Regions from separate parts of the Homo sapiens genome. Here region 2 is linked to region 1. The links are chromatin loops, found by intact Hi-C in ENCODE. Cell type or tissue: PC-3. All regions are shown on one strand. Each heading gives the region's core, and the rest is flanking DNA. Links, peaks and the distances in the headings are about the cores only. Region 1 overlaps NREP-AS1 (NREP antisense RNA 1). Region 2 has its middle 9.9 kb from the start of NREP-AS1.

What was found. Hi-C counts contacts between places; a loop is a spot of excess contacts. Peaks named below come from ENCODE experiments on the same cell type or tissue, not always from the same donor. Only the 100,000 strongest peaks of a DNase experiment are listed, where the experiment ranks them.
Region 2: a loop joins it to region 1, with 2.1 times the contacts of the local background. A loop is called at or near these places in 1 of 110 quality-filtered maps.

Annotation. Positions count from the first base shown.
Region 1 is chr5:111,958,640-111,963,044 of GRCh38, reverse strand. All of the region lies in intron 2 of NREP-AS1 (NREP antisense RNA 1), which reads right to left. It also overlaps a transcript of NREP not described here. Among named protein-coding and RNA genes, the nearest start is that of NREP-AS1, 48 kb to the right of the region's middle. In PC-3, for the core only: no CTCF peak of the experiment used is centred there; a DNase peak (open chromatin) is centred at 2,394; H3K27ac peaks cover 554 bases.
Region 2 is chr5:111,900,392-111,904,796 of GRCh38, reverse strand. It overlaps a transcript of NREP not described here. Among named protein-coding and RNA genes, the nearest start is that of NREP-AS1, 9.9 kb to the left of the region's middle. In PC-3, for the core only: no CTCF peak of the experiment used is centred there; no DNase peak of the experiment used is centred there.

The DNA.
Region 1 (4,405 bases), core at 93-4,092:
AGGGCAAATGGCCAGTGTGACAGCCTTTTTTGGGTATCCACACATGTTGGGTCCCAAGCTCTTGTCTGCCGTCCAAAAAGGATGAAGTTGCATGGACACTTGAAGGATGGTGAAGGTAGAGAATTTTATTTAGTGATGGAAGTGGCTGTCAGTGGAGAGGGGAGCTAGAGAAGGGATGAGACAGGCAGATAACCTTCCCTTAAGTCTGGCCATCTCCAGCCATCTCTCCTCCAAAGTCCAGCAGTCCCTCTGAAGTCAAGTTATCTCTTTCCAGTCAATCCACTTCTTTCTCTCTCTACCGACTGAGTCTTGGGTCTTTATAGGCACAGAATGGGGGATGGGGCAGGGCGTAGGTAATTTTGGAAAAGGCAACATTCAATTAACAAAAAGACATTATTCAGAAATAATCAACTGAGAGAGAGTGGGCAAACAGGGATTGGACTGCGGGTTTCAAGCTTTTTGGCTCAGGGATATGGTTTTGCTGGGGACCTGCCCCTGTCTGCCTAGGATTTCTCTGCCTCCTACATCTATCACCATCATTCTGTCTGAGAAATTAATTGGGTATTTAGATGCACAGTTTAGGGAAACAACTATTTAAGAAAGGAAAAGCTGCTTGAACATTTCTTCTGTGATACTGATTTCTCTCCTTTTGTAGATGAATGGGGGTTTGGGATTGGAGAATGCCAGGGGTGCTCTTTGTGCTTCAGTTTTATTATTGCTTTTTGGCTCAGTCATCTACATCAGTGATTTTTTTTTAATGATGTAAGTTTAGGATCATGTATTCTTAGCTAAAACTAATGAATAAAGGCATTTTCTCAGGCAAAATAAAGCATAGGAAAGGAACTGTAGGTGATTAAAAACAAAATGTAGTCATCATTGGTCAAAGCTAGGATAAAAGAGCCATGGTACTGGAACTGAACTATTTACAGCACTGAACTATTTAGGCAACCTGAGCTTGGTTCTTGTGGAGGCTGCTAGAGCACGAATCCTGCCTCCTCCTCTGGGATTTGTCACTCAACACTTGACTGGAGCCTGAATTGAAAGAAAGCAGGACTTCCCTTTTTAAATGATCATCTCAGTTTTTCTTCCCTTCTTCCAAAGCTTTTAGCTAATTGCTCACTGACATTCTCCCCAATACTTCTGTTATAATTCTACATGATTTCAAAATCCAGGTAGAATAAAATAAATGGCGTGAACTCTCCTGTTAAGTCCTCACCACTCAAAATGGTCACTTCATGTGTTTATGTTGTTGCTTAGTCTCTAAAGGCATTTATATTTGGAGCTCTAGTTCATAAAACCAGGAGAGATTAGGGAATCAGTAATATTCAAGTCTTCCTGAAGTGTAGGATTCAGAACAGGAAGACATTATATGCAGGAACTATAGGGTCACTTGAAATCCATAAATGTAGAGTAAATAAAAGCAAGTATTTTTCCTCTTAGAAAAATGGCAAAATTTATAATCCTAAAATACCATATAAAAACCCTTTGAAGTTGAGTGAACAGAAAACAGTCTTAAATGAAACTAGAATATTTTCAGAGCATGTCTTTACCATTTAAAGGAAGCCAGGGAGAAAAACGGTCTTACATCAAATGTTATTTTATTTTATTGTCAAATTAAGGAAGCTCTGCTAAGTGGACCACAGATGAATGGAACTTGGCACTTATTGCTTCTTTTTGGACAAGAATACTGCATTTTGTGCTGCTTATTAACACTTATTTTCCTCTTCAGACTTAAATCCACTGGGCACTGGTGGCTGAGTGGGTAAGGTGTACTCATCTTGAGTGGGCTCAGTTTCTGTCCCGCTTACAAATAATCCATGAGAAGCAAAGTGCTGCAGCTCATGGATCAGTGGACTGACAGCCAGGGAACCTTCGTTCTGGCCTAACTACTTATGTGGCCTTGAAAAGTCTTGTCACCTCTTTGGGCCTCAGCTTCTTCACTTGCAAAGTGGGAAGGGTTAAGATAAATGTTACAGACATTGGAAGTGGAAAGTAATTTGTCAATGGGCAGAAATCTAAAATATGACCAAGCCAGGACTTTTGCCATACCATGTCAACATTTTATGACTCAATAAATGTTTTAAAAATATTTCATAATGTTGGAAGTTATTTTGGCTCATAGATTGATTTTTTAAAATTACTTTATAGTCTTTACATAACTGAAGGATCAGTTTTTCATCTTTTACAGCTTTATAAATACCTAACTGCTTAACATTTTTAATGTAAAACTTGCAAGGCATTTAAACTTTTAGACAATATATAGACGTCTATTTCTAGACTGTAAACTTAAGTTTAGATACAATGAGAATGAGTCAGAGTTAAGTGTAAATCCCATGTTAGAATACCAAGCTTGTTCCATTTCTATTTGTCACAACTGCTCCAGTGAGCCAATTCAAGTGGGCTCTAGACCTTTACTGCCCTTTGATTTTCTAAATTCTTGCCTACTCAGATTGCCTAATACAGTACTCATGAACTATTATATTCAAACAGAGATGAGGTTTTTGACCTATCCCCTGGATTGTTTTTCACAGTGATGATGGATTTACAAAGATCCATCTATTTCTATTGGCATGCCCTTGTTAACAATGGCACATATTTTTGCAAGTCCTCTCTGTGGAATTAAATCAACCTAATTGATCAGTGTGTCTCAACCCCCTTCATATTAATCCATTAAATATGTTAAAGAATGAGTGAGTGATTAATGCCATTTTAAAGGATCAATCTATGACTTTGACCTACTTGGGACAGCTGAGGTATGGAATAAAGTAGTGAGTCAGGCTTTGGGATGTTGAATATAGTGAGATTTCAGAAAAACAATTGAAGATGCACACAGATTCTCTGATTTTTAATTTTGCTAGGTGCGAATGTTAAAAATCTCACAGCCAGTGTTAAGAATCAACATAATTTGTAATAGAATGAGCTATTTTTATACTCAAAAAGTTGTGAGGACAATCTCAGAATTTAAAAAATTAAATTAACAAATTTAGTTTTTTGAAAAACTTGACTCTGATTTCTTCATTTGGGCTAGTAATAAGCATGTCTTAAACTGGCAGCTGTCCATGGACCAGTATTTTGGTATTTTCCCACCTCAACTATTTTATTATTTTCATTTCATGAAAAAATCCTGGTTATAATACATATAATAAATGTATAATACATATAATACATGAAGTTGATTTATGAACTTCTTCATGAGCCACAATATACAGCTTGAAAATTAATGCTGTATGGTGTATATACATCAGTGGAATTGCTGGTTTGTAAGGAATACAAATGTTCAGTTTTAATAGAAATGATGATAAATTGCTTCTTAAAGTGTTCAACTTAGTAATTTTTTCAATGTCTTTATATACAAATACCATTTTTCATAATTCTTTAACTGTTGATATTTGAGGTCTTAAAAGTTCATGTCAATTTTGACCATAGGTCAAAAATCGTATATTGTTTTAATTTGATTTTCTGAAGTTTTACAAAAATATATATTCTGGATACTAAGTTTTCTTTATATCTAATCTAAACGCTCTTCAATGCTGTGTTTGCCTTTTAATCATGTTTAGACTATCTGTGTTTATCTTAAATTTTAAATTTAGCTAATGTACATATAGAAAAGTACACATGTATGTATACAGCTGGATGAATTTTCAGAAAGTGTAATCACCCAGATCAGAAAAAAGAACATCAGCCCCCAGAGGCTGCCTTATACTCCTCTCTAATCACTACTCACTTACCCCTTCCTCAAAGTTAACCACTATTCTGATTTCAATCACCATAGACTAATTTTGCTTACTTAAAAATGTACATAAGTGAACTCACAGAGTAAGTTAGAGTATATTTTGATGTTCAGCCATTGTACATTTTATATAGTCAAATATATTTATCTTTCTTTTTGCTTTTTTTGGCAACTTGCTTAAGAAAACCTTTCCCACCCTAACTCATGCTTTTAATAGGTTTGCAGTTTTGATTCCCACATTTAGTTTCCTAACCAATCTAATTTTTTTCTTGTATGAGGTAGAAATATAATTTTTTTTTCTTTCTGAAAACCAAATGTACTGCATTGAACAGTGTCCTTCCCCAGGGATTTGTGATATACCGTAAGGCTATCTATTCTGTCTCATTACTTTATTTGTACATTCTTGTGAAGATAACATGGTTTAAATTATTTTTGATGTCTTGCTATGTGGTAGCACAAACTTCTAATGTTATCCTTAAAAAAATTCTTGATATTCATACAGCTTTATAAAGTAAATTTTATAATCAGCTTGTCTGTGTTTTTGCAAATTCTTATAGGAATTTTTGATTGGAATTGCATAAAATCATAAATTATTTAGAGAATTTTTTTTAAATGTTGAATCTTATCCATGAACATGTTTTGTTTTTCTAATTATTTAATTCTTCTTTATGTCTT
Region 2 (4,405 bases), core at 109-4,108, 58 kb after region 1:
AGAAGGGAAGGAAAAACAATTGTTCTCCTTGGTGGGTTCCTGCTGTCTTTATTTAGATAGCAGGGAAAGGCTCTTCTAGCATCTGTCGATCTCCAAGGGCCTTTAATTCAAAATACTCATTATACCATGGAGCCACATTTTATGATGAAGTTCCTGGGGCTCTTTCACATACAATGGAATATGATTCAACAATAAAAAGAAAATTGAACTATCAAGCCACAAAATGACATGGAGGAACCTTAAATGAATATTGCTTAGTGAGAGAAAACAGCCTGAAAAGCCTACATACTATATAATTCCAATGATATGACATTCTGGAAAAGGCAAAACTGTAGAGATAGTAAAATGATCAGTGGTTGTCAGGGGTTTGGGAAGAAGACAGGAAAGATGAATGGGTGAAGTACTTGACAGTTTCTGACCAGTTAAACTAAATACTAAGTATTTACAGAAAATATTTACACACAATTATTTATCATACAGCTATGATACTACCATGATAGATATGTGACATTATACATTTGTCAAAACACATCAAACAGTGTTAAACCAAAAGTGAACCCTAAACTATGGACTTTAGTTAAAAACAATGTATCATTATTGGTTCATCAATAGTAACAAATACCACATGAATGCAAGATATTAATAATAGAAGAAACTGAGTTGGAGGAGAGAGGGAGTATATGGGAATTATCTCTAATAGCTGCTCAATTTTCTGTAAGCCTAAAATTACTCCAAAAATAGTGTATTAATTATAAAAATATTCTTAAGATGTTTCTCAAGTATTAATGTTCTATGTAAAAATAATTTGTATAGACAAATTACTTTCATTAATTGGTAGACTAAATTGAGGTTACCGAAAACTTTTGACTCTAAAAAAGTAAAACCACCAGGAATTGTGAGCTTTCAGCCAGTGATAAGATCATAGGTCTAGAGATTAGAATAACTTGGACCTTGTAGACAGAATAAACTTTGCTTGGTGAACAATATTTTGGCTGGAAAATCTAGAGAAGAAATGTCTCCATTCATCGGGAGTGTTTTTCTCTGTGTTGCTGCTTATTTAATAAGAGATAAGCATGTTATTTAAAATGTTGCCCCTTGTTTTTTCCCATAAGAAACATCAAAAAAAGACTCAGTGTCTCTGGAACAATTACCATCACCCTAAAATGTAACCACTTCTGAGATAAATGATGAAAATTGCTGGCTTAATATTCACAAAACAGGTTACCATACCCAGCTGAAACTATGAAAATCAGTTAGGTAGAAAAAATGTAATTACCAAAGTCAGATATTAGCAAGCACAGTTCTAATTTGAGTATGACTCCTCTATTCAAATTAAACTTTATAATTACCAACGGTTTAATTCTTTCTTCTAATCTCATCATATATGATGAAACTTCAAAAATTTCATGGAGAGCTGGGTGCCGTGGCTCACACCTGTAATCCCAGCACTTTGGGAGGCCAAGGCAGGCAGATCACTTGAGGCCAGTAGCTCAAGACCAGCCTGACCAATACGGTGAAACCCCGTCTCTACTAAAAATACAAAAATTAGTCAGGCATGGTAGCATACAACTATAGTCCCAACTACTTTGGGAGGCTGAGGCACAAGAATCATTTGAACCCGGGAGGTGGAGGTTGCAGTGAGCCAAGATTGTGCCACTGAACACCAGCCTGGGTTACAGAGTGAGACTCTGTCTCAAAAAAAAAAAAAAAAAAAGAGAAAAGACAAGACAATTCATGGAAAATAGAATTAAAAGATAAAAATATAAAATATAAACTTCTCAACATAAAAGTCAGGACACTTTTGTAAGCAATAATACCACCCATGTAGTCTATCCCTGAAGAACTGAAGGTCCTAGGAATTTAACCATATCAAAGAAGTCGTTTTTACATTATTAACTGAAGAAAAATGGGTGCCTTTACAGATTTTTTTTAAGATTAGGAAACAAAAACAAGTCAGAAGCCAAAGCAGGACTCTTTAATAATTTCCCATTGAAACTCTCACGAGATTGCTCTGTTTGATGAGAAGGAGCAGGAACATTGTCATGGTGGAAGAGGACTCTCTGGTGAAGCTTTCCCTGGGTATTTTTTCTGCTAAAGCTTTGGCTAACTTTCTCAAAACGTTCTTGTAATAAGATGTTATCATCGTTCACTGCTCCTCCAGAAAGTCAACAAGGAAAATGCCTCCAGCATTCCCCAAATCTGTTGTCATGACCTTTGCTCTTGAACAGTCTGCTTTAACTTTGGACCACTTCTTTCTACCTCGTGGTAGCTGTTACTTTGATTGTAGTTTGTCTTCAGGATCATATCTGTAAAACCACGTTTCATCTCCTGTTACAATTATTTGAAAAAATACTTCAGAATCTTGATTCTACTTGCATAAAATTTCCATTGAAAGTTCTGATCTTGTTTGCAGCTGATCTGGGCTCAACTATTACAGCACATGTTGAGTGGAATGTTCACTCAAATTTGATTTTTACTTTTAAATCTTTAATCCATCTCGAGTTGATTTTTGTGGATGGCGAGAGATAGGGGTCTAGTTTCATCTTCTGTTTATGGACTCTAGTTTTCCCAGCACCATTTATTTAAGAGAGGGTCCTTACTCCAATGTATGTTCTTGGTGTCTTTGTTGAAAAATCAGTTGGCTGAAAATATATAGATTAATTTCTGGGTTCTTTATTATGTTCCATTGGTCTGTGACTGTTTTTATGCCAGTACTATGCTGTTTTGGTTACAGTAGCTTTGTAGTATATTTTGAAGTCTAACAGTGTGGTGCCTCCACATTTGTTCTTTCTGCTCAGTATTACTGTGACTATTTGGGGTCTTTTGTGGTTCCATAGGAATTTTAGAATTCTTTTACTGTTTCTATAAGGAATGTCTTTGGTATTTTGATGGGAATTGCATTGAATCTGTAGATTGCTTTGAGTAGTACAGTCGTTTTAACAACATTAATTCTTCTGATCCAGGATCATGGGATATCTTTTCATTTGTTTTTGTCTTCAGTTTCTTTCATCAGTATTTTATAATTTCAATTTTGAGGTTTTCACTTTCTTGGCTAAGTGTATTCCTGAGCATTTTATTTTTATTTTTTGTAGCTCTAGTAAATGGGGTTTCTTTTTCAGCTAGTTGTTTATTAGTGTCTAGAAACACTACTGATTTTTGTGTGTTGATTTTGCATCGTAAAACTTTACTGAATTTGTTGACTAGTTCTAAGAGTTTTGGGGTCGAATCTTCAGGTTTTTCTATATATAAGATCATGTCATCTGCCAAGAGGAACAATTTGACTTCCTCTTTTTCAATTATTTTTTCCTCTTGCCTGGCTGTGTCTAGGACTTCCAGTACTGTGTTGAATAAGAGTGCTGAAAGTGGGCATCCTAGTCATGTTCCAGTTCTTAGAGGAAAGGTTTTGAGCTTTTCCTCATTCTGTGTGATGTTAGCTGTGAGTTTGTCATATATCAGCTTCCTTTGATGCCTAATGTGTTGAGAGCTTTAATCATGAAGGGATGTTGAATTCAATTACTTTTTCTTCTAAGAAAAGTAATTAAATTCAACATCCTTCGTGAATAAATCTGTTTTATGATCATTTATAATGTGCAAACCAATAAATGTGATATATTATTACATCAGTAGAATGAAGGACAAAACTTCATAATCATCTTGTAATGATGTATGTGTCACATTTACTGGTTTGCACATGTTGAACCATTCTTGCATCCCTTGGCTAAATTCCACTTGATCATGGTTTGTTGTCTTTTTGATACGTTGTTGGATGCAGTTTGCTAGTATTTTCTTGAGGATTGTTGCATCTACGTTCATCAGGAATACTGGCATGCAGTTTTCTTTATTTGTTGTAGCCTAGTCTGGTTTTGGTGTCAGGATAATGCTGATCTCATAAAATAAATTAAGAAAAATTCCCTCCTTTTCAATGTTTTTGGAATAGTTGAGAAGAATTGATGTTAGTTATTTATAAGTTTGGTAGAATTCAGCAGTAAAGCCATTTGGTCCTGGGACTTTCCTTGTTAGGAGACTTTTTTTATTACTGTTTCCATCTCATTATTCATTATTGGTCTGTTCAGAATTTCTCTTTCTTCCTGGTTTAATGTTGGTGGTTTGTATGCCCAGGAATTTAGCAATTTTCTCTAGGTTTTTCAGTTTGTTAGTGTATAGTTGTTCATGATAGTCCCTGGTGATCTTTTGTATTTCTGTGGTATTAGTTGTAATGCCTCTTTTGTGTTTCTGATTTTATTTATTGGACATTTACTCTTTTTTTCTTGGCAGTGTAACTAGCAGTTTATCAACTTATCCTTTTTTAAAAAAAAACTTTTCATTTTCTTGATCCTTTGTATTTATTTTTAGCCTCTATTACATTCAGGCCTATTTTGATCTTTATTATTTCTCTTCTACTAAT